Linked DNA regions of Homo sapiens: region 1 is linked to region 2. The links are chromatin loops, found by intact Hi-C in ENCODE. Cell type or tissue: natural killer cell. All regions are shown on one strand. Links, peaks and the distances in the headings refer to the core of each region. The heading gives the core; the rest is flanking DNA.

Region 1 (12,539 bases), core at 1,951-9,950, 180 kb after region 2:
CACCCCTTTTGAAAGCTCCACAGGCATTTCTGGACCAAGTTCCCTCACTCTTTTAAATGGTTCTGTAATTGCTTCATTCGCATAAACCTGCCCTCCTGGGCATCTGAACAGCCCCAGGGCAGGGCCTGACTGCAGAGCCAGCTTCCTTACGCCAAGGCCCTCGTGCCTGCGTCCCTCCTCGCCTTCAGCCATGAGGTTGCCTGGCCAGCGGTGGGGGTCGCCTGGATCGTGGGGATGTTCCCCCCACCCACCTGGCCCCACCAGTGAAGGGCCCCAGCTGACACCATCTCTCTTGTTTCCTGTTTTCCTGGGTCAGACCCAGCTGGAGGTCTGCAAATTCTGAAGCAGTTCTCAACCCTGGGTGCACATTTTAATCATTTTTTACAAAATACGAATGCCTGATGTCCAGCCCTGACACTGGTCTGCTTGGTCTGGGGGTGAGGCCCTGGAACGGATGTGTTTAGATTTCCCATGAGACTCTGATGTGCAGCCAGGGTACCAACCTCTGCTCTAAAGCAGGTGAGATTGCCCTGGGGACTTCATTAGAATCAGTGCCCAATTCCTCCACCCCCGCAGAGATTTCGCTTCTGGAAGTCCAGAGTCGAGGTCCAAGAATCTGTGCATTTTAACAATACAGCCCCCAGGGGAGCTTGATGAAGGTCCCTTGGGAAGTTCAGGGCATGGTGCAGGGGACACTGTCTCTCTCTCCTTCCCTCTCATCTGCATCAGCTCCCCAGGCAGGTGGCACTTTCTCTGGACAGGTCTGGAGTCAGGGCTGCAAGGCTGGTTTATGCCTGGAGGTCGGGGGATGATGTGAGGTGTGCATAGAGAGAAGCCCCTGTGAGGAACGGGGACCACTCCTGCTCACCCACATCAGTGACAGCCCAGCCTGGGGCTGGCCCTGGAAGGCCAAAGAGTGAACAGGTCTGGGGGCTGGTGCTGGGTTGAGCTCAAGGGCCTGGGGCTGGGGTCTCCATTCCAGATTCCTCCTTCCCTCTGTCACTTCAAGTACCATCAGAGCCACCTGGGGATTTTGTCCTGAGTCACTCTGAGGCAGAGCAGGTGAGGCTGTGCTGGGGAGGAACATGGGGGCCTGAGCCCCCGACTCCTCCCCATTCCCCCACCTGCCCTGCTTCAAGGACTTGTCTAAACTACACAATGCCAGGCCGGCGCTCCCAGCTTGGGCTCTCACCCCAGGTCCCATTGAGAAGGTGGAGAAGGGTCAGGATGGAAGTTTCAGGCAGGTGGTCCAGGAGAGGACAGTCCTGGGTGGAGTCTGGGTCTTGGGTGCTCTGGGCAGCTCATCACCTTGAGTGTCCAGACTGTCAAGTCCGAGCGAGACAGGCAAAACCCCTAAGTGGACAAGAGTTGGCAGGGACCAGGGCAATGATTAAATCCACTTCAGATCATTTCTGTGGCCGTCTTGTTACCCAGCCCTGGCTATGTGTTTCAATAACGGCTGACAGCGGGTGCAGTGAGCTGGGCTGGAAACTGCCACATCCATCCACCCTGCTCAGGGACAGCTGCTCCCCTATCCACAATTCCCTTGTCCCAGAGGCCAGGACTGAGGCCAGGACACTGACTAGACACCCAGGCCTCCTGGCCTCTAAGAGCCACTCATGGGAGTCATCCACGACATCTGGGGAACCTCCTTGACTTCAGAGGAGGATATTGGAGCCCAAGCTAATTGATGGGTAAGCCAGGACCTGAACACAGGTGGTCAAGCTCCATCCTCCCCTTGGAGAGAGGACACAGTCCTACAGAAAGCCAGACTGCTTGGATTTGAATCCAGGCTCTGCCTCAGACGAGCTGTGTGACTCTGGACCTGGGTCTCAGCCTCTCTGTGTTCCAAGTGTCCTGTCTATTAATGTGGACGATAACAGTCCCTACCTCTTAGGGTTACCATGGGGATTAAATCTGGTAATTTAATTTTTGTCTTTCTTTTGAGTCAGAGTCTCGCTCTGTTGCCCAGGCTGGAGTGCAGTGGTGCGATAGCTCACTGCAACCTCTGCCTCCCGGGTTTAAGCAATTCTCCTGCCTCAGCCTCCTGAGTAGCAGGGATTACAGGTGTGCACCATCACGCCCAGCTAATTTTTTTCTATTTTTAGTAGAGACGGGGTTTCTTCATGTTGGCCAGGCTGATTTTGAACTCCTGACCTCAAGTGATCCACCCACCTCAGCCTCCCAAAGTGCTAGGATTATAGGCATGATTTTTCTTTACACCTCTTTATATTAGTGCTTACCACGTGTCAAATACTTTCCTAAGCACTTTATAAAAATTAAGCTATGGATAGTGACCCCGATGAGGTAGGTCCCACACTTTATACACAAGGAAACTAAGTCACAGAGAGATTAAGGTTATACAGCCATTAAGTGGCAGTTGGAATTCAAGCTGGAGTCTGGTTCAAGGGTCCATCCATGCTCTTCGCTACTTACCATGCTGATGCCCATATGCGTACCAGAAGGCAGTAGGTGCTTAAATGTTTACAGCACCAGTGATTACTATTAGACCTGAGCTGCAGAATTTGTGGCTGATGGTGGCTGGTCTGTGATCATTGTCTGGTGGGTGGGTTGCCCTAGCCCCCAGGCCTTCCTCTTGCTTTTTTTCCCCTCCACTCTTGAAAGGGAAGCTGAAGCTCTGGAAATCTACAACTATCTGCTGTGGGGGCTGCCTGAGCAGGTGGCAGGGCCCTTCTCTCCTGTTCCACAGACGATCTGATTCACGGTGGGCCCCTCGTGGCTGCTCCTGTCCACCTGGGCTACCACTCACACCCCTGCAGCCCTCCCTCCGATCTTCTCAAAGGCATGTGAGATGGTTTGCAAAAACACCCTCAACCCTGAAGAACAATCTAACTGTAAAATGCTCAAGGCTGGGCACAGTGGCTCACGCCTGTAATCCCAGCACTTTGGGAGGCCGAGGCGGGCAGATCACTTAAAGCCAGGAGTTCGAGACCAGCCTGGCCAACATGACAAAAACGGGTCTCTACTAAAATACAAAAATTATCCAGGTGTGGTGGTGTGTGCCTGTAATCTCAGCTGCTCCAGAGGCTGAGGCAGGAGAATCGCTTGAACCTGGGAGGCAGAGTTGCAGTGAGCCAAAATCATGCCACTGCACTCCAGCCTGGGTGACGGAGGAAGACTCCCTCTCAAAAATAAAAATAAAAATAAAATGCTTAAGAAAAATGAAACAAAACAAAAGCAATATCATTGAAATAAATGGCAGGAGGCTGCTTATTGAGGGGGTGTGGGAGAGACAGGGAGAGACAAGGAGAGAAGGTCATTTCCAGGATCTGTTCCTCAGATGGAGCCCAGTATGCACCGCTCTTTCCCAGAGCGGCCCTCTACAGATGAAGTGTCACAGCAAACAGAAAACCACAGATTCAGCCCTGGGGGCTACCAGCTTGGAGACTGGAAGCTTTCTGCTCCTCCTCTTAATTACTTTGTGCTTGAAAACCCTCGTGGCATATTGACCCTCCCAAGAAGCAGTAGGACGGGGGAGGACTCAGGACCTCCTAGACAGTCCTCTGAGTCCTGTCCCTTCATTCCCTGACAGTCAAAAGTGAGATTTTTTCCTCCATAAAGGAAAGGTGAGTCTGCCACTTCAGATTCTCAGCAGGCACTGCCGTCTCAGTGTTCTGGCCTGAACTCTTTGGAGGAGTCGTGTGACTACAAGCCTGAGAGCTGAGGACAGGGCACCCAGGGGATCCCAGGGACCAGCAGAGAGCTCTTTCCAGCTTCCTAGGTGGGTGTCCTGGCCAGTCCCACAGGCCCTTGTTTAATGGTCTGCTGTTGCTGTCTTGAAATTTTAAATCATTTTTCACAAGAATTGCAACATTTTCATTTTGTGCCGCCCTGCCAAGTGAAGTGGCTGCTTCTGCCTGGGGGTGTCAGTGTCCCATGGACATAAGGCACTGAAGTTAAGGGGCTCCTTTCTCCTCCCTCCTGGCATTTTTCACAGCAGGTTTCTCAACCACAGCAGTGGTGACACTTTGAGCTGAATTATTCTTTGTGGCGGGGGCTGTCCCGGGCCTTGCCGGATGTTTAACACCACTCCTGGCATTTACCCACCAGACGTCATCAGCACCCACCCTCCCAGATGTGACAATCAGAAATGTGTCCAGACATATCCAGATGTCCCTTATGGGGAAGGGAGAATCGCCCTGGCTTTGCAGACTCCAGCTGGAACCCCTGCTGCAAGCGATGGAGGAGGTGAGCTTTTCTTTCAGACTGACATAGAAAATTCCTTGGCAGGTCTTGTCCTGGGTTCACTCAGACACCACCAAAATAAGGAAATAGCTGAAGAAGAAGGCCAGAGCTTCTGAACGAAGAGAAACCCTACCAAATTTGGGTAGGGGGAGACTCTGAGGAATATTCCATAAGGTTGGGAGGGAGGTAGACAGGTGGATCCCAGACACCTGGACTCCTTGATGGAGGCAGGTCTAGCTCCCCTTCGCAGCTTCTGAGCATGCCCCCTGGCCTCCTCTTTGGACTCCTGCATCAAGAGGGCAGATGGGAAACCACCAGGCTTTGGGTCAGAAGACCCAGATTTAAATTTCAGCCACCCGCTATGTGACCCTGAGCCAGTTTCATAACCTTTCTGAGCCTGTTTTCTCACCCACAAAATAAAACTAACCATACCTACCTCGGGAGTCACGAGATGAAAGAAAAAGTGTGTCAAGCCCCTGGCAGGTGCTCAGTATCAGCAGCTATTAAGCTTTTTTCTAACCAACTCTGAGCAAATCCCTGACCCCCTGGAGCCCTCATTTATCCTCACCTGGGCCACAGAAAAAATAGCTGACTGGCGTCTTTCCCCCAGCCAAGGAGACAGAGACAGCCTGAAGATAAGACTGAAGTGAAGAGCCAGGCGCAGTGGCTCACACCTGTAATCCCAGCACTTTGGGAGGCTGAGGCAGGCAGATCACCTGAGATCGGGAGTTCGAGACAAGCCTGGCTAAGATAGTGAAACCCCGTCTCCATCAAAAATACAAAATTAGCAGCGCGTGGTGGCGCGTGCCTATAATCCCAGCTACTTGGGAGGCTGAGGCAGGAGAATCACTTGAACCTGGGAGGCGGAGGTTGCAGTGAGCCGGGATGGCGCGACTGCACTCCAGCCTGGACGACAGAGTGACTCCGTCTCAAAGAAAGAAAAAAAAAGGATTGAAGTGAAGAGCGAGGAGTGTGCCTGAGAAGAGGCAACCATCTCGTGCTTTCGTGAGTAATTAAAAATGGTATTTGGTCTCCGGTGATACCGCCGTGAAAGAACCTTGACAAAATGAGCTTCAAAGGTGCGGCGTTCCCCAGGTGTTTCCTCCCGAGTCCCACATCCTAGCATCTCAAACCCCATTAAGGGGCATCTGTGGCTGTGGGCAAGGCCAGGCCCGCTCTCTCCTTGAAAGAGATCAAATCCTGTCTCAGAAATTTGATTTTAATTGCGACTGTTCTTATTCATCTTGAAATTCATTTGAGGCCGTAAATCCACTCATCCTGCCTCACTTTCTTCATTCTATTTGGTATAAAGTGATGGAGAAAAAAATCATACTTCGCTATAGGTAAAAGGAATTGAAGTTTGAAACCTGGGCAAGGGTTGGCTCATGCAGGGGAGGGGCCTGAGAATTGTGCATTAAGGGAATTGTGTGTCCAAGTTTGAAACCTGGACAAGAGTTGGTTCATGCAGGGTGGGGGCCTGGGAATTGGGTGTTAAGGGCTCCAGCACTGCACTAAAATTCTCTTACGAGCTCAGCGTCTCCTTCTGATACTGCTGGGAATCTAGGAGGCATAGCTATGCCCTTGAGGAGGTGACAATCTAAAGTTTTTAGGGAACAGATGCCGACCAGTTGTCCAACTCCATATAGAGCTGAGCAGCAGAGAATCTTCCAGACACGTACGCTGGACTGAAGAAGTTTTGCTCCTATAAATTCTAGAGCTAGCAGAACTCTTCTGCCTGAAATGTCCTTCCCCACAGCCACTCACTCCTTTATTTGTAAAAATAACTCCTTTTTATTCTTCAAAACCCTGAGGATGAGCCACCTCCTCTGGGAAGCCTTCCTGGAATATTCCCAAGGGCTGAGTGAATCTTCTTATTCTATTGACTCACTCACTGTACTGCATTTACTTATCTATGTGTCTTGTGACTATTGCTCTATTCATCTTTGAGTTCCTAGGGGACAGGGACTTTGCCTCCCTTGTACTTTTTATTTTTATCTGGTTATTGGATTTAGCTATCAAGCCACTTAGAGATGGGGACCTGGACCAATGGCTTCTGGAAGTCCTTGCTTTCTCTTGGAGTTTCAGAATTGCTCTTTCGCCCCAAGATGAATACTTTGTCCATTTAGTAGGGAAAGTGGAAAGATAATTTCCTGACCCTAATATGCAAGCTGAGATATTCTCAGCCCTTAATGATCAAAGGGCTGCTTGGGCCTCCCTAGACACAGGAGTCTCAGGGAGGACTCTGTAGCTCCCAGGCTTAGTAAATGGCTTTAAACCTTGCGATAGCCCAGGCCTCCGTAATTAAATTTTACACGTTAATCTGAACGGGAGCTCTGCGAAGCGCTTCCTTTGAGCCCTGCAGGGCTAATTCAGCAAAGCAGCAGTTAGGACGCTGCTGCGGTGTAAATGGAAATAGAATGGCCGCCACCTGCAGGCTGGGCATTGGAAGCGGCCATATGTTAATGGGGGTACCCTGCTGACTTAAGGAGCATTGTGGAAACATCCTGTGTCCCATCAATGGGCTGCTGCCCCACGTGGGGTTTCACTGGATCAGTCCCTCTGTTTCCAGGACCATGTGCGGTGATGCCAGCAGGGATCTTAACGGTTCAGTCTTAATTGGTTCCGGCTGATTTGATGACTCACCACAACCCTAATATCAAAATGAGTGGGTGTAATGCTGGTGAGCTCCAGCATCCCTGGGTCTTCAAAAGTACGAACTGTGTTAAGAGGCAGTGGAGGAAGGCTGTCCAAGGCACCCGCCGTGATGAGGTTAAACCTGTCTCTATGTGGTTGAAGCCCATAATTCTTAGAACTTTCCTTGATTATAGTCTCACCTTACAACTCCTTCCAGAGTCCCTAAAGACCTAAGCGGGTTATTCCTTCCTGAAATAGCACTTGTTTTACAAGCTGTCAGCGAGGGAGTGGGCAGAAAGAGCTGTTAGTTGGGCAGCAAGCCACGCTTTCTCAGACTCTCACATACTAAGAGGTCACCTGGGCACCTTGTTAGATTCAGATTCTGAATCAGTACGTCTATGGTAGCCTGGGTTTTGCAATTGTTGTTTTATCATTTTTGTTTTTAGCAAGAGCCTTGCTCTATCACCCAGGCTGGAGTGCAGTGGTGCAGTCACGGCTCACTGCAGCCTCAACCTCCTAAGCTCAGGCGAGCTCCCAAGTAGCTGTGACTACAGCTGTGTGCCACCATGCCCACCTAATTTTTTGTATATTTTTGTACAGATGGGGTTTCATCATGTTGCCCAGGCTGGTCTTGAACTCCTGGGCTCAAGTGATTTGCCCTCTTCGGCCTCCCAAATTCTTAGTGATGGCAGTAGCAGGCCATCTGGTGCAGCTACTAGCTGCCATCACACTGGCCGCTGCAGGGAGGACACAGGGAGGAGGCAAACAGCCCTGCCCAGCAGCCCGCCACCCTGGGACCTCTGCGATGGGGCCAGGCCGGGTTGTGTGCTGGGGGAGGGAGAGCTCCCGGCTGCCCCCGAGCGTCAGGGCCACAGCGGGCGTTCGCAGCAATGTCACTCCTGCCCGGATGATGACCCAGACCCAGTGAGGACCTGGAGCCCCCAGCCCAGGCTGCAAGGGGTCACAGCCCAGTGCCATGCTCCACAGAGCTGGTGGGAGCTGGGGACAAGTGGGATCCCTGCCCCTTCCAAGTTGGTGGGGCAGGAGCTCCCAAGGTGCAAACTGCAGCCACCCAAGCCACAGCTGTAACTCAGGCACCCCTGTGCTCTTGGGAGCCGGGAGTAGGCAGGAGTCCCACCTCCCTGGGCAGGGCTGTAGCTGCCCAAGTCATAGCTGTGGATCTGGGCCTCGAACTCCATGGAGCAGGCAGGAGCCCCATGGCCCTGAGCACAGCTGCAGTCACACAAACCAGGGTTGCAGACCCAGGCATCCCTGCACTCTTGGGGAGCCTGGGAAGGCCCCCCTTGCCCTTGCAGGCTTGGAGGTTCCTGCTCCCACTGCCCGGCTCTCCCCACTCCAGGCTCCTGCTCTGATCTTGGAGCAGGGTTTGGGGCCAAGCCTGGGTGTTGTCACAGCCCGGCCAGGTATACACAGGCTTGGGGTGGTGCTGACATGCCAGCCCCCTGCTGCGTCAGCCCCCTCCAAACTTTGGGCACCAAGGAGCGTGGGGTGGGGGAAGTTGAAGGGGGGCTGAAGGTGGCTGGGTGCTGGCCTGCAGGTGCCCCTTGGTGCCAATAGCCTGGGCACCATGGATGGCCGAGGGAGGCAGACAGACTTCTGGGTGGAAAGGGGTGGGTCCCCAGTGAAGCCCTACCTTCAGGACAGAGCAGGCCTGAAGCCTGGGGGCCAGGCTGCCAGTCCTACAGAGCAGAAGGGGAATTACAGTGCTTTCTCCTGGGCCTGCCCATGGCTGCCCATGGACCAATCCACACACACTTCCCCCCTCTGAGGCCCAAACAAGCCCTGGGCTCAGCCAGAGGAGCCAGAGGACAGAGAGACAATGGGATGACCAGCTGCAGAGAGGAGCTACCCTCTCTACTGAGAGCTGCAGACATCAGGACAACCAGTTGCAGAGAGGAGCTACCCTCTCCAGGGCCTCCTCTCTGCTGAGAGCCGAACACTCAATGGGACACCCTGCTGACAGAGAGGAGCTACCCACTGCGGGTCTCCTCTGAGCTGTTGTAACACGCAATAAATCTCCTCTTCATCTTGCTCACCTTCCACTCATCTGTGTACCTCTTTCTTTCTGGACACGGGACAAGAACTCAGGCAAAGGCACCACCGGCCACAGACGTTTCTGGCCAGAAAAGCAATACCCTAAAGATCCCATAATACTAGGATTACAGGCATGAGACTCTGCACCTAGCAGGTTTTGCATTTTTAACAGTCCCCTTAGTCAAATGCCATAATTGAATGGCAAGAATCTACCAGCATCACCCCATCCCACCCTCACTGCAGTGTTATGAGGAGGGAAGGAGACTAGCTTTTCAGGAGCACCTGTTACCTGGCAAGTGGAGTGGTCAACAACCATGCAGAATGTGCTTGTTCGAGACTTTGGACAAGAAGGTTAACCATAGATCAAAACCTGGTGTTTATCACCTTTCAGCAAGTGGGGAAATGGAGGCTACAAAAGTTAAGGGGAGGTAGGCCCAAGGGAGAAGAGGATCGATTGAGGGGTGATATGTGATAGGAGTGGCCTCAAAAAGATACAACAGCCTTTCGGTAGTTCTGTGTTTGGAGGATGGGCCCTCTTATTTGATTCTTCCCACTGTTCAGAAATGGAGCGTTATAGGTGACCTTTGATTCTGGGGCCTTAGGGGAGGTGCATGGCTGTGGGGTCTGTGTACACTTTTAGGCTGGTGGTGAGGAAGCACACTCTTGCTCCAGTTGAAAACATTTTTCAACCCCAAATTTAGTGTGCACAGGAATCAGTTGAGGGTGGTAGTTCAAGTTCAGATTTCCAGGCTCCACTCCCAGGAACTCTGACTTGGTGGGTCTGGAGTGGCTCTGAGGACCATCTGAATGGCAAGCAAAGCAGCTTCGTTCTGATATTCAGGTGATCCTGATGTAGCGGACACATGGGTCTCTCTTGGAGAAAGCTCTGCCCTGTGTGTTTAGATTAAGAAAGACAGATATCTAAGGCAACCACAAGGACCAGAGAAACCTCAAAAATCCTCGTCATCAGAAAGTAGAACCTTTACTGAGTTTTTAGTTATAATGGACATTGTGCAACTGAGACATTCTCTCTGCCTTCCAAAACATGTGGCCATTAACTCATATTTGGGGAACATAACAGAATAAAATTATTACAACCATTTGGGTAAAGAGGAAGTAAGTTTTCTTAAGCATCTTACCATGTGGAAGACTAACTAGGTACCGGTATGTGGAATCTCATTTATTCCTCCTTCAGCCCAAATCGCTAAACATTATTATTATTCTCACTTTCGAGCTGAAAAAAACACGAGCTTAGTGAGGATGATCAATTTGTCCACAGTTGCACATGTAGGGCGCAGCAAGGACTGAAACCTTCTAACTTATGTTCTTGCCACAATGTCTTCTGGCTGCATTTAACCACTGTGTAGGCCCACTGTCAACACTTGGGCCCATTTGCCCAGACTGTTTGAATCTAGCCTCCGGCAGGAAGGCCCACGAGTGCAATGAGAGGCCACGGTGTTCTGTGGTCTCTCGCATGCATGCATTCATTTGCCCACTCAACAAATATGAATACCAAGCACAACGTTAGATATTAGGGGCATCTCAGGAAAGATGACAAACCTGGGCCCTCTCCTCCTCTCCCCTGGTGCCCCTCTTTGGTTGTGCCTAGTTTGAACTATGAATTCCTGGCCGGGCACAGTGGCTCACACCTATAATCCCAGCACTTTGGGAGGCCGAGGTGGGCAGATCACTTGAGGTCAGGAGTTTGAGACCAGCCTGGCCAACATGGTGAAACCCTGTCTCTACCAAAAATATAAAAAGTTAGCCAGGTGTGGTGGTGCATGCCTGTAATTGCAGGTACCCGGGAGGCTGAGGCAGGGGAATTGCTTTAAAAAAAAAGGAACTATGAAGTGCATGGCACAAGGGCCTTGCCAAGACTGTGCCAAGAAACTTGATTGTCTTCAGCTTGGCTTCCATCTGTACTAGGCCGTGTTCTTAAAGGTGACCCCAGCCCCTGATTTTTAACAAGTGCCGTTTAAAAAGTATCTGGTACTTTTTTTTCCTCTTTGTTTTTTTGTTTTTTTGTTCGAGACATGGTCTCACTCTGTCACCCAGGCTGGAATGCAGTGGTGCGATCCTTGCCTCAACCTCCCAGGCTCAAGTAACTCTCCCACCTCGGCCTCCTGAGTAGTTGGGACCACAGGTGCTATGCCACCATGCCCAGCTGATCTGTAAAATTTTTTTGTAGAGGCTGGGTCTGTATGTTGCCCTCGTGTTGCCCAGGCTGGTCTTAAACTCCTAGGCTCAAGTGATGTTCCTGCCTCAGTTCCCCAAAGGTTTGGGATTATAAGCGTGAGCCACTGTGTCTGGCCTGATGCTGTTTTTCATTGATGCTGGCATCCTTCAGAATGCAGAGACGAGGTTAGAAAGGACTCTGGAAAGTAGATATAGTTTGGACTCCATGATAAGGAGTTAGGACTTTATCCTCTTGCCAGTTAGGGAATAATTCTGCCTGTGAAGCCGTGTGGAATGAGATAACCCAGTAACTCTCTGCATAGGAACAAGAAGCAGCAGGCCCTGCCTTTTGTTCTGTTCTGGGTTAAATACCCTGGTTTCCAACAATTCTCCAAACTGAGCCCCTCTCCATTCTGGTTGCCTTCTCTGGATTGAATGTGCTATAATGATTGATGAAAATATTCATTGTCCTATTAAAATGTACTTCTTGAATGTTACTTTTATGTGTTGATATTAAAGCTATTCTCTGATTCATTCGACCCTTATAAAGAGGGGAGTCTGTATCAGAAAACATATGTATTTTCGTTCTTGTGAATAGCCACTGCACTCCAGCCTGGGCAACATAGTGAGACCCCATCCCTAAAAAAGAAAAGAAAATGCGGCCGGGCAAGGTGGCTCACGCCTGTAATCCCAGCACTTTGGGAGGCCGAGGTGGGCAGATCACGAGGTCAGGAGATCGAGACCACCCTGGCTAACACGGTGAAACCCTGTCTCTACTAAAAATACAAAAAATTAGCCAGGCGTGGTTGTGGGCGCCTGTAGTCCCAGCTACTCGGGAGGCTGAGGCAGGAGAGTGGTGTGAACCCAGGAGGCGGAGCTTGCAGTGAGCCGAGATCACGCCACTGCACTCCAGCCTGGGTGACAGAGTGAGACTCCGTCTCAAAAAAAAAAGGAAAAGAAAAGAAAACATATGTATTGACCCACATATGAAAACTGGATCACTGCTGGTCACGGACCTCACTCCCTGGCTCTAGGATCTGAGTGACCTCGACCTAGCTCTGTATCCAAGAGGCCCAGCTAAGCTGTCAGAAGCCTTTTCTGAGATTTTCCATACTGAGGCTTGGGTGAGACAGCCTCTTTTCTTTTGGGTCTTCTGGAATGTGATGTGATCCTCATGGCCGTATTCCCCAGCAGGTGAAAAGAGCTCATTTGCAAGAGAAGAACAGGAAGCCGAGAGGCAAACGTAAACCTGAACTGAGAGATGGGGAAGAATCCTGATTTATTTTTTAAAAAGCCAATTTATTTTATCTTTTTAATTGACAAGTAATTGGACATATTCATGGGGTACATAGTGATGTTTTGATACATATAATGTATGGTGATCATATCAGGGTAATTAGCATATCCATCATCTCAAAATTTTATTATGTTTGTGTTGGGAACATTCAATATTCTCCTTCTAGCTATTT
Region 2 (12,539 bases), core at 1,510-9,509:
GCAAGGTTAACATAACCCCCACATGTCATGGGAGGGACCTGGCAGTGGGTAATTGAATCATGGGGATGGGTTTTTCCCATGCTGTTCTCGTGATAGTGAGTAAGTCTCATGAGATCTGATGGTTTTATAAAGGACAGTTCCCCTGCACATGCCCTCTTGCCCGCCACCATGTAAGACAAACCTTTGCTCCTCCTTCGCCTTCTGCCATGATTGTGAGGCCTCCCCAGCCATGTGGAACTGTGAGCCCATTAAACCTCTTTCCTTTATAAATTACTCAGTCTCAGTTATGTTCTTATAGCAGCGTGAGAATGGACAATACACTCGGGCTATCTAGGTGGACCCTGTGTAATCAAACAAGCCCTTGATAGCAGATGGAAAAGCAGAAGAAAGGAGAGATTCCAAGTATGAGAAGGCTTCAATGTGCCATTGCTGCCTCTGAGATGTCAGAACCAGAGAGAGAGGCCTCTGGATGCTGAGAGCAGCTCCCAGCCATCAGCAAGTAAAAAAATGAGAATCTTAGTTCTGCATCCACAAAGAACTGAATTTAGCCAATGATCTGAATGAGCTTGAAAGAAAATTCTTCCCACAGCCTCCCAGTAAAAGCCCAACCAGCAGACACCTTGATTTTGTCCTTCTGAAGCCTGGAGCCAAACTGGACTTCTGACTCACAGAGCTGTTGGGATCATAGATTTGTGTTGTTTTAAGTGGCTAGGTTTGTGGTAATTTGTTATGGTATCAATAGAAAACCAGTACAGAAGTCTTAAGTCATATTTTATTTCATGTTAGTGGTTGACAGATTGGCTGCGATTGGGCTGAGCAGGCTGGGTGGGGCTGAGCCAGGCTGACTGCAGGCTTCATGCACCTGGGCATGCTCTTCACATAGCAATGACAGAGGCACAGGAGGCCAAACTAAGGCTCACAAGCACACATGAAGCCTCTGATGCATCAGAGCAGTTGACATCCCGTTGGCCCAAGCAAATCACACGGCGAAGCCCAGCATCATGGGGCGGAAAAGGTATTACAACTCCTCTGGGTGGGAGGGGCACTGCTAAGTCACCCACCAAGAGCCAGGATATTAGATTCTGTTACCAGGAGGGTGTGGAAAACTGGGGACAACAATCCACTCTATCCACACTCCCTCCTGAAAATTCAAGCCAGGTTTGGTTCCTCATTCCTGAGCCTGTGATCCCAGCTACCCAGGAGGCTGAGGTGGGAGGGTTGCTTGAGCCTAGTGAGCTGCAGTGAGCTGTGATCATGCCACTGCACTCCAGCCTGGGCAACAGAGAAAGATTCCATTTCTTAAAAATAACAAAAAAAAAAAAGAAAAAGAATATTCAGTGTGCTTCCTCATTCTGCTCTATTTTATCCTAGCACTCTGCCTTCCAACATACAATTCACCTACTTCTTGTGTGTGTGTGTGTGTGTGTGTGTGTGTGTCTCCACACTAGAACACAGTAAGCCCCATGAAGGTGGGAAGTATTGTCTGTTTTGTTTTCTTATATATCCTAATCACTTAGATCAGGCTTGGAACATAAACTGAAGTCAATACATGTTTGTTGAATGAATGAATGATCTCAGTTGTGGCACCACCACCAAAGTCCTCATCATGGTCTGTGGTTCATTTTGTGTAGAAAAAGCAGCTCCTACCCCCTATACCCTAGTGAGGTGGACAGAAGCCTCATCACACTGCAGAAACAAACTTAATTCCCAGCCCTGGTTTGGAACTTCTGATGGTCTCAAGGGGTTGTAGGAAATTCTAAAAACAACTCTCCAAAAAATCCATTGTGATAGCAACCTTTTCCTCCCTCTGGCTGGTTATTGGAGGGGCCCATGTCTATAAATTCAAACAATAGGGCATGCCAAGTCCCCAAAGTCTTCACTCCTGGAGCTAAAATAATAATCAAGACTTGTTTTTGGCAGGATTTTCTGGATACCACTTAGCTTCTCTTGGGCATGAAAGGATGGGCAGTCCCTGCCAAATGTAACCACCATACCGAAAAGTTGGCCAAGGTTGTTAGCGCCTTTCTTTCCGAGTCAGCTAATTGGTGGATTTAACTGGTGTTGCGTGCCAGGCGTGGGCTTCTGTTAACCCTTTCAGTCCTCAGAAGCATAGATGTTGTTACTCCTTGTATAGATGGGAAATGGACTCACTTTTCCAAAGCTGAGCAGACAGAAGTGATGGTGCAGGGCTTCAAGGTCAAGCCTGTGACTCCAAGGCCAGTGCTCTTTCTACCACTTCGTTTATCTGGAAGATTCTAGAATTTCTAAAACTGGACTTGCCCAGGGGGTGACCAGAACAGTTCTGGGCCCTGGGGGCTGGCTGGTGGTGATGTGTACACATCTGTGTGATCTTCCATAACCCATGACCTGGCTTTTTGTGTACCCTTAACCTTGTGTGCTCTGAACTTTCCAGGACTCCCAGGCTCTGAATATAAAGGCAGTGCTAAGGCCCTGAAGGTGGTGGTGGGGGGGTGTGTACAAGAGCACAGGTGAGGGACAGAGGCTGGCTTGATAACACGGCCTTGACTGGGAACCACTGCCCTATGGACCTGGACCCATCATCATCATCACCACCTGTGATATTAGAATATCATCTATGCTATGTTGGTTTTTGTCCATGGTTCCTGGCTCATGACTCCCATGGTCCTTATTATACTGTTGGGGGGCTTTAGGCCTCAAAAGCAGGCCTCGAAAAACAGAATCTCTCTCTCTGAACTTCTCCTGCCCTCCTTTTACCTGGCCAAGGCAGGACTCCAGTCTTCCCCAGCTTTCTGTCTTGGGGCCAGCCATAAAGAAATTCTCTGACCTTCCTTGTCTGATTATAAGTCAATAGGGGCCCCCATTTCAGAAGAGGTCCTGCCCTATACCCTGGAGGAAGGAAGGCTGCACAGAGAGGCCAAGAAGAATCTGAACAGACAGGCCTGGCTGGGTTTTCCCCCTCAGTCTGTTAGTATTAAGATCAAACCCTTTTTGTTTAGTCACATATGGTTGTCTATATGGTTGTCAATCATGCCTATCCAATGAAGTCTCCATAGAGGGCCAAAGAGGACAGAGTTTGGGGAGCTTCTGGATAGCTGAGCATATGGAGGTTTCAGGAGGAAGGTATGGAAACTCCACACTCCTTCCCCCATACCTTCACCTGTGCATCTCTTCATCTCTATCCTTCATCTGTCCTTTAGAATATAGCGGTGAATGTGGTGTTTCCCTGAGTTCTGTGAGCTGCTCTAGCAGATTAATCGAACCCTAGAAGAGGATTGTGGGAAGCCAAGTTTACAGCCAGCAGGTCAGAAGCCCAGGTGAAACAAACTGGGGCTTGTGATGGGCACTGGAAATGTGGGGGTCACTCTTGTGGGACCGAGCCCCCAACCTGTGATCTGATGCTATTTCCAGGTAGATGGTGTTGGGATTGAATTGGGGTGGGAGGATACCTAGCTGATGTTCCCTGCGGAATTGATGACTTGCTTGGCATGTGGGGAAAAAGCCCACATGTCTGGGCACAGAAATCTTCTGTGTTGATTGTGATAGGAGGAGAGAGGAAAAGCAGCTTAAGTTTTTTCCACACAGACCATCATGACACGATTACTAATAATATTTATTGAGCATTTGCTGCACACCAGGCATCCACAGAAAAACCCCTAGTGTAGAGAGTAGAATGATGCTCGTTTTGCAGAAAAGGAAACTGAGGCATAGTTCAGGATCCTGACTAAGAATAGCCATTCAGTCAGTGTCGGAGCTGGGGTAGGGCTCAGCTGGCAGATTCCAGGGCCCTGAATCGTAATCTCTATGCTACATAATATCTGGAGAAAACAGATATTATGCTTTCATTGAAAATGCTACATTTATTGAGTGCTCCAGACTCACTCACTCAGAGAAGGGAACAGGAGGGCAGGGTGCCAGGTGACCTAGGATCAGAGAGGCCCTGATCTCCCCGGGATGGGGGGTGGGGGGAGTGATACCAGCAGTTGTATTAAAATGCAAATTTCTGCCTTGCTTGCTGGTTTATCATCTGACTCGTTATACAATTTGCCAGTTATAGAAGAAAAATTATCATAATATGGCCCTAGGGAATGGTTGTAAAAAGGAGACCAAACGTTACTTATCGGCCGTTCCACTACAATTATCTTCCGCGTTTGTTCTTTTTCTCTCCAGAAAAATGAAACCATCAATGCCAGCGACAGGGTGCTGACCAGGCGGAGGCAGCACGGGGGAGCACAGAGGCTGGGTGTTTACTTAGCTTCCTCCCTCTGTACTCTCTCCACCCGGCCCCTCAGCCCACCGCTCTTCTCTTCCTGGGGCAGTTCCCTCTGCTGAGCGGGCTGGATGGAGATTTTCCAAGCAGGAAGAGGAGTAGAGCCTCGGTAGATTAAGTTCAGCTGTCTCCTTCATTGTACTGGCTCAGGGCTGGCCGGGATCCTCTCTGCTAGGGGCTTGAGGTGGAGGCAGGACGGCTCAGGAGGACCCACTGAGGATCATTCTGCAGTCTCTGCAGGTGCTGGTCAGGTTCTCAGCGCTCAGGCTGCAGGTAGCTGGGCTTCCACAAGGGGGCAGGTGCTCTGCGGGGTGCACCCCTGGATCACCCGTGCCCTGGCAATAATTCATGCTCCTGAGATACCTTTCCAATCGGTATCTTCCAGCCTTCCCCTGCTCCCAGGCTCCGTGTGGGCAGGAGCTGAGTCTTCTTCAACTTGATTCTCTCTGCATCTAGTCCAGTGCTTGGAACAACATAAGCAGGAAATAAATATTGGATGAATGAATGAAAGTGTCTGTCTGCAGGCACGTGTCTGTGTATTTTCAGGTTATTCTAAAGTTGTCCTCCCCATGGGCTGCCTTCTTTTAGCTCCAGCCAAATCTTCTCCAAGCCCTGCAGCCTCCGGTGATTTATCAGGCTTCTCTACCCAGCATATTAAAACAGTCAGGGGAGCAGATAATGATGCTCTCCAGGCTGCCCTTGCATACCGTTGAGATATTTATGGTTTTTACAAACCTTGGGCTTCCCTATCATTCTTGTGCACTCCACTATGGACTGAGAACTTCCTCTGTCTTCATTCCTGGGGTACCTGCTCCTCGATTATTTATGCCACAATATGAAGGGCAAACTTTCTGTGCTTCCTCAAGTTAAATTTACAAAGGACAAATTCTAAGCAGTGCACCAGGCACTCTGTGACTATGTCTAGCAGTGAGGCCTCCAACATCCAGTGTCCTGGACTCTCTGCAAAGAGAGTCGAGGCATGGATTATTTGTTTTCTCACTTCTTTTTTTTTTGTTTTGTTTTGTTTTTTGAGACAGAGTCTTACTCTATCACCCAGGCTGGAGTTCAGTGGCATGATCTCAGCTCACTGCAACTTTCGCCTCCCAGGTTCAAGTGATTCCTCTGCCTCAGTCTCCTGAGTAGCTGGGATTACAGGTGACCATCACCACACCTGGCTAATTTTTGTATTTTTAGTAGAGATGGGGTTTTGCCATGTTGACCAGGCTTGTCTCGAACTCCTGAGCTCAGGTGATCCACCCGCCTCAGCCTCCCAAAGTGCTGGGATTACAGGCGTGAGCCACCATGCCTGGCTGCTTTCATGCAACTTCTTAGCTCAAGCTGGAGGAGCCAAATGCTGGAATCTGGGGGTTAGATGGCTTAGAACACACATTTCTAGTTTGATTTCTGGCTGTCCACCCCCATTAGAAGCTAAAAATGTGAGTATTCACATTCTCGGGTGGCAGGCGATCTAGAAGCCTCGTAGAGAAAGCAGTGCCTTGTTTGTACCTCTAAGCCTTTTGTCTGAGGGAACAGGCATCTCCCCATGGCCAGAAGGTTTTTCCAAGAGGAAGATGAGAATGTGGAGTAAGTGGATGCATGCCATCCAGTGACCATCTCACAGGTGCTTGGAGCCAGGGTCAGCAAACACAGCCCACCAGCCAAAGCCAGCTCGCCATCTTGTTTTTATAGCCTGCGTGATAAGAATAATTTTTTTTTTTACTTTTTCAAATGGTTGAAAAGCCATCAAAAGAGTATTATTCTATGACATGTGAAAATGATATCAAATTCATATTTCAGTGTCCATAAATAAAGTTTTATTGGAACACAGCCACGCTCATTCATGTACATATTGTTGAGGGCTGCTTTGGCATTACCACAGCACAGCTGAGAAGCTGTGACAAAGATGGTGGGCCTGCAGAGCCTGTACAATTTACCATCTGGTCCTTTACAGAAAACATTTGCTGACCCCTGCTTTGGAGACAAAATCACCCCTCTGCCCTCACCCCATCTCCTGGTGTGTCACCTGAACAAGCTGAACATCATGGGAAATTTTCTTGCCTCTTAGGTAGATTTTCTCCTACCTAAACTTATGCTTTTCAAAATGAAGAGAAAGAGAGATATTGAAGGATGAAGCTGGGAAGTAGTAATTCTTGGAATATCATATTTCTTGTGACCTGGCTCAAGTCATCTTAATTTCTCTCTGGGCCTCATCCTTCTCCCCCTGAAAAATAGGGCTGCTGGGAGTGAGGGGCGAGCCAGACGCACGGCCTTGTCAGTGTTCATCTTGGAGCCAGACGTCTGAGGACTGGCCTTACTTAAAGTGCTTCATCTGTGCCTGCCTTGGGTGTCCTTGTCCTAGTCAGACATGTCCCGATTTTTGTTTTTGAAGATATATATCATAACAACATGCATATGTTTTTAAATATCCCATTGAAAGACATTTATGGCCAGGCGTGATGGCTCACGCCTATAATCCCAGCACTTTGGGAGGCTGAGGTGGGTGGATCATGAGGTCAGGAGTTCAAGACCAGCCTGGCCAACATGGTGAAACCTCACCTCTCCTAAAAATACAAAAATTAGCCAGGTGTGGTGGTGGGTGCCTGTAATCACAGCTACTTGGGAGGCTGAGGCGGGTGGATCACGAGGTCAGGGGTTCAAAACCAGCCTGGCCAACATGGTGAAACCTCGTCTCTACTAAAAATACCAAAAAATTAGCCGAGCATGGTGGTGGGTGTCTGTAGTCCCAGCTACTTGGGAGGCTGAGGCAGGAGAATTGCTTGAACCCGAGAGGCGGAGGTTGCAGTGAGTCGAGATCGCGCCGCTACACTCCAGCCTGGGCGACAGAGCAAGACTCTGTCTAAACAACAACAACAACAACAAAACAACAACAACAACATTTATTTAGCACCTACCATGGGCGAACGTTGCACTGTACACTAAGGCGATGCGGGGAAATCAGTGATACAAAGGCCCTGTGCTCAGAGAGCTTTAACACGCGCGATGCTATTATGTGCACACTCGTCACAGGACAAAGACTCAGATGGCTGAACACCCATTGCAGTGTGCCCACCACTTTGCGTTCACAATTCTCACATCCACCCCCTGCAGGAAGACAAAATTAGCTCCCTTTACAGAAGAGGGAACCAAGGCTCAGTACCCAAGCTTCCCTCATCTAGTGGGTGGTCTCCAGATCTGTTGGGTCCAAAGCCCAAGTCTGTCCCACTGCTGATAAGAGTGCACAGCTTCTGCCTCCGAAAAAGAAAGATGGCGCTGCTGTTGCTCCCTAGACTCAGCTCCGCGGAAGGGGAAAAGGAAGGGTGAGCTGGTTTATTCTGGGGAAATCTCCCCATTCATTCTTAGGGTCCACTCAAGAAAGAAATTTTCTATACTCTCTGGTCCCCAGGGAGCTCTGCTTCACTTCCAGATGAGCAGCTGAGACCAAAGAAACACCAGGAAATGTACTTATTTCATTCCACCTTGAATTACTCCCCGGCACGTCTGGCTTATAAAATCCTTGGCTGCAGGGATAGTCTCTCAGTCACCCTTAGATCTCCCAAACACGCCAGGTGCGGTGGCTCATCCCAGCACTTTGGGAGGCTGAGGCGGGCGGATCACCTGAGGTCAGGAGTTTGAGACCAGCCTGGCCAACATGACGAAACCCCGTCTCTACTAAAAATATAAAAATTAGCCAGGCGTGGTGGCGCATACCTATAATCCCAGCTACTAGGGAGGCTGAGGCAGGAGAATCACTTGAACCCAGGAGGCAGAGGTTGTAGTGAGCTGAGATCGTGCCACTGTACTCCAGTCTGGGCTACAGAGCGAGACTCCATCTAAAAAAAGAAAAAAATCCTAAACAAATATTAAATACTTACTGTATGCCAGGCCTTATGCTAGCTGTGGGACACAGTGCTTTGTATATGGTAAGTGTTCACAGAATGCTTATTATGTAAATGAGTCTCTGCTGATTAAGTTCACATGAATGCCAGACTTTTTCTAGGAGCTTCCAGGAGATACTGGAGTCCTTGAAAAAAGAGGGAGGACACGGATATTCAGGGAATCTGTATTTCTCTCTTCACCTATTCCATCCTGCATCTCTGCTCTGAAAGGGATGTTCTCTCCATCGCTGGGTGGGGCCAGCAAGTTCATTCTCGGAGTTGCTGCTGCTTCCAAAGGCCATTTCTGAAAAGCCACAAAGGAGGTGAGGTTTCTCCTCCAGTCTCTTTCTCTTGATTTTTTAGCCTGTCCTGGAATCTCACTTTCACTGTAACCTCATTACCATTTTCAGTCCTCATGGACTCTTATTTTTTTTTATTTTTATTATTATTTTTTTTGAGATGGAGTCTCGCTCTGTCGCCCAGGCTGGAGTGCAGTGGCACAATCTCAGCTCACTGCAAGCTCCGCCTCCTGGGGTCATGCCATTCTCCTGCCTCAGCCTCCTGAGTAGCTGGGACTACAGGTGACTGCTGCTATGCCCAGCTAATTTGCTGTATTTTTAGTAGAGACGGGGTTTCACCGTGTTAGCCAGGATGGTCTCGATCTCCTGACCTCATGATACACCCACCTCGGCCTCCCAAAATTCTGGGATTACAGGCGTGAGCCACCGCACCCGGCCTATGGACTATTTTTAAGAGTCAAAAATCAAATGATCCCAAATAACAAAGACTTCAAGTATTACTAGGAGAGGATCCACCATTTCCCTTCATGCTCTGGCAATAGAGGAGGCATGGTGTGTCCAGAGAGAAGTCAGGCTTCCTTCCCCTCCAGCCTCTGAGAGCCTCCTTCCATGCTGGGTCTATTGGTAAAGTCTTCAGGCTGGCTGTCCCTCCTGAACCCTCTAGGTCATGCATGGACACTTGGTTGCTGAACATTTTGTCAAAACAGTACTCAGTGTCAGGGGAACCCAAAGGAAAGAAAAATGGCTGCCGGAGCCAGGTGACCCAGCTTGCAGCCGACGGTTTGCTCTCTGAAGCTCTTGGGCCCTCTTCCATCTTCCTCCCAGCATGATCCAGGTAGTGACATCACCTTGGCATCTGCCATCAGGAGTCCAAACCTGCCATCAGGAGTCCAAACCAGGGAAGGTCCAAGAGGTGAAGGCCAGAGGCTCATCTCTGTATTCCAACGTCCAGTCTGAGGTCACACTGCCACCTTGGACAATTGACAATGGGTGGCCGTGGTACTCCATGCAGAGAGGTGGGCTTCATACCTGTGGATCCACCAGGACAGCATCTCAGAACACCCTCAAGTCAACCCAACATCCATCCAAGAGATGGCCACAAATGCTAAGTGGCCATTTTGTAACTATGACTTGTCTCAAGAGTCTGGGGTGGTGGACAGAGCTCCAAAGAGAAAACACCTCCTTAACTTTCAAAGACGGTACCCTGCCACCTCTGTCCCCAGGATGTCTCTGTCTCCTCCTCTTTTCAGCTCACACAATTGTCAAAGTGCAGCTTGCTCCCCAGACACTGTCCTACTACTTTACAGGCAAACCCTGCCTTGCCGAACCTGAGAAGGGGGCAAAGTGTTTGCGGGTCCCAAGGTTACTCCCCAAAGGCTCTTAAGAACATTAAGAGAGTGTGTGAAATCATGAGCACGAAATTTTCACAGCTGCACCCACACCCTGTGTTCTCATCCCTCCCGGGTTCCATCCACTTATTTTTCTTGACCTCAGTGGGGTAGACTGAGTCACCCCATACTAGTCTTTGGGATTCATGACAATCTGCACCTGTGGATCTGGAAGGGTCTAAGTGCATGTTACAAGCAGGCAAGAAAGACCAAAGAAGAGAAGAGAATGCTGGGTCCCTCATTCTCAGCACTCCTGACACCTGGGGCCCACCCATTCTCTGTGGTGGGGGCAGGGGGCAACCTGTGAACGGTAGGATGCTGCATCCCAGAGCAGCATCCCTGGCCTGTACCCACCAGATGCCAGTAGCATCCACCCCCCAGTTGTGACAACCAAAAATGTCTCCAGACATTGCCAAATGTCGTCTGGGGGACAATGTCACCCCTGGTTGAGAACTGATGAAAAGAAGAACAAAAATGCTTAGAGGGCTTCATTTATTTAGAATTCATGACTGTGCCACGGAAGCTTCCTGCTGGCCCCCAGCCCTTGACCTTGGGCTGTTCCTTTTACATCGGTCTCTTAGCCCTGCTCACCTATACCCTACACACACAAACACACGCGCACACACACACACACACACACCCCTCCCCAGGCAGGCTTCATGTCCCCATTTCACCAAACTCCCAAAGGAAAGCTCTCTTGGCATAAGCTCTGGAAAGTGCGGTGGGGAATGCTGATGAAGGAATCAACAGGGTGGAGGGTGAAAGGGCCTGTCGTGGAGGGGCGAGCAGGCTGGCCGGGGGCCGTGATGGCCAAAACTGTAGGATGTCCTAGTTCTGAGAGAGGTGGGATGACTGAATAGGACACAGGAGGTAGCTGCGTTTGTTGGAACTTAAAATTGAAGCCATTATCTTCTTCGACCCTCTGACAAATCGACTATTTGATTAACTGTGAATCTCTTTGCCTTTTAAATGTTTGACTTTATAAACGGTTGACTCCGGGTTAATGCATGCCGTTGTCTTTCTTTCCTTCCTGGGTTGGCCTTCTCCTGGCCAGGGGTGTGGACAGCCGGAACCTTGCCCTCTGAAGGGCTAAAACGCAAGTGGAAAAGGCAAGGGGGCCCTTACAGGCTGTTCTGTTGGGTGAGAAAAGGCTCATAATATCATGTTAATTAAAAAGAGAAGGACTCAAAAGTGCATATAGTATAATCCTAACTGTGCTTTATAATGTAGACACATAGATGTTCGTGCGCGTACACACACGCACACACACACACATGCGCACACGAAAAGTCTCAAGGAGAATACACCAAAACGTTAACAGTATTTACCTCTAGCAGTGGATAAGCCGATTTTAGTATTGTTCCTTATACTACTACGCATGCTTCAGGTATTCTACAATCACTATGTATTAACTTTATAGCTTGAAAATAAAAACCATATTAAATGTTTTTTGTGTGTGTGTGTGAGAGACAGGGTCTCGCTTTGCTGCCCAGGCTGGAGTTTAGTGGTTCAGTCATCGCCCATTGCAGCCTCAACCTCCTGGGCTCAAGCGGTACCCCCACCTCAGCCTTCCAAAGTGCCGGGATTACAGGCATGAGCCACCACACCCAGCCTAAATGCTCTTTATTTTGTGTTATCATTATTATTATTACTATTATTATTATTATTTAGTGCCTGCAGAGGCTAAGAGGAATATTCATGTCTTTTCTGGAAGGGAATAATGACACTAAGACAGCTGACCCTGGGATGGGGTGAGGCAAAGGCAAGTCACATTGTTTGGGGTTCCTGTTCCTGCAACCCCCCAGAAATGAGAGGGTGCACATCTTGGGTGATGTCTGATGTGTGTCCATAGCCTCTGCTCATCTTTGGGGGCATCTGGAAGCCCAGAGCTCAGTACCCAGGGGCTGGAGTAAAGTTAGCCCCCTGCAAAGCTGCAGTCACTCCACCAGGGTCTCTGCCACTCCTGTGGCCAGCTGCAGGGGAGAGACCCAGCTGCTGGGAGGAGGAGCCCCACACCCATTACAGACAAATAGCACAAGATCAAGGGAGGGTAATGGCCCAATTTCACTGTTGAGAATGCAGTCCTGACGGCAGGGCGTGGCCTGGTAAACACTCCACAGTTGATTTGCAAGTCAGATTCCTAGGGCACCTCTGAGTCCTCCGGGTTCTAAAGTGAGTCCACCACTTCCTGCCAGGAGTGTTGGAAGAAGGTGGTCTCGGAGGGGCCAGCGAAGAGAGTTGGGCACTTGTCCACCCAAGTCCCTTGTGGTTGGCACTGGGCCCACCTGTTGGGGGAATAAGGTCAGAACGTTGTCCCTTGGCCACTGTGCAGCATCTCAATGAGTCAGATGTGGGGTGGGGTGGGGTGCGCTCCCACCTCCCACCCCTGTTGCTCCCCTGGTCCCAGGGCCCCTGCTGGCAACTATTAATATTAAGAGATGCCAGAATACAGTCCATATCTTCATACCCTGCTTAGGCCACTAACATTAGATCTGTGTAATTTGGGGTCCTTCCCAGGCCTTGGGCAGCCTCTTCTGGGGTCTCTGAGAACCTTCCAGAGCAGCAGGTTGCCCTCCTTCAAGGGATGGTTCCTGGGGCCTCGCCATCCTGCTGGTGGCTAATTCTGAAGCATGTGTGGTGGTGACCAGGCTATAGGAGGTGCCCAGGGGGCAGGTGGGGAGGTCAGGAGGAGGCCCGGCCAGGGGCTCTCTGCCCTCCATGCCGCACC

Evidence for each region. Hi-C counts contacts between places; a loop is a spot of excess contacts. Peaks named below come from ENCODE experiments on the same cell type or tissue, not always from the same donor. Only the 100,000 strongest peaks of a DNase experiment are listed, where the experiment ranks them.
Region 1: it touches region 2 in a loop (26-fold over the local background); 3 of 110 quality-filtered maps call a loop at or near these places.

What each region holds. Positions count from the first base shown.
Region 1 is chr17:73,815,358-73,827,896 of GRCh38, reverse strand. It overlaps LINC00469 (long intergenic non-protein coding RNA 469), which reads left to right. Exons shown (of 4, transcript NR_027146.1): 2 at 4,072-4,209. Among named protein-coding and RNA genes, the nearest start is that of LINC00469, 6.9 kb to the left of the region's middle. RefSeq lists enhancers at 1-23, 6,388-6,964, 7,156-7,777. In natural killer cell, for the core only: a CTCF peak has its summit at 6,645 (motif pointing left); DNase peaks (open chromatin) are centred at 4,036 and 5,296; H3K27ac peaks cover 842 bases.
Region 2 is chr17:73,990,805-74,003,343 of GRCh38, reverse strand. No RefSeq gene overlaps it. Among named protein-coding and RNA genes, the nearest start is that of LINC02074, 120 kb to the left of the region's middle. In natural killer cell, for the core only: CTCF peaks have their summits at 4,334 (motif pointing left) and 4,534 (motif pointing right); a DNase peak (open chromatin) is centred at 4,533.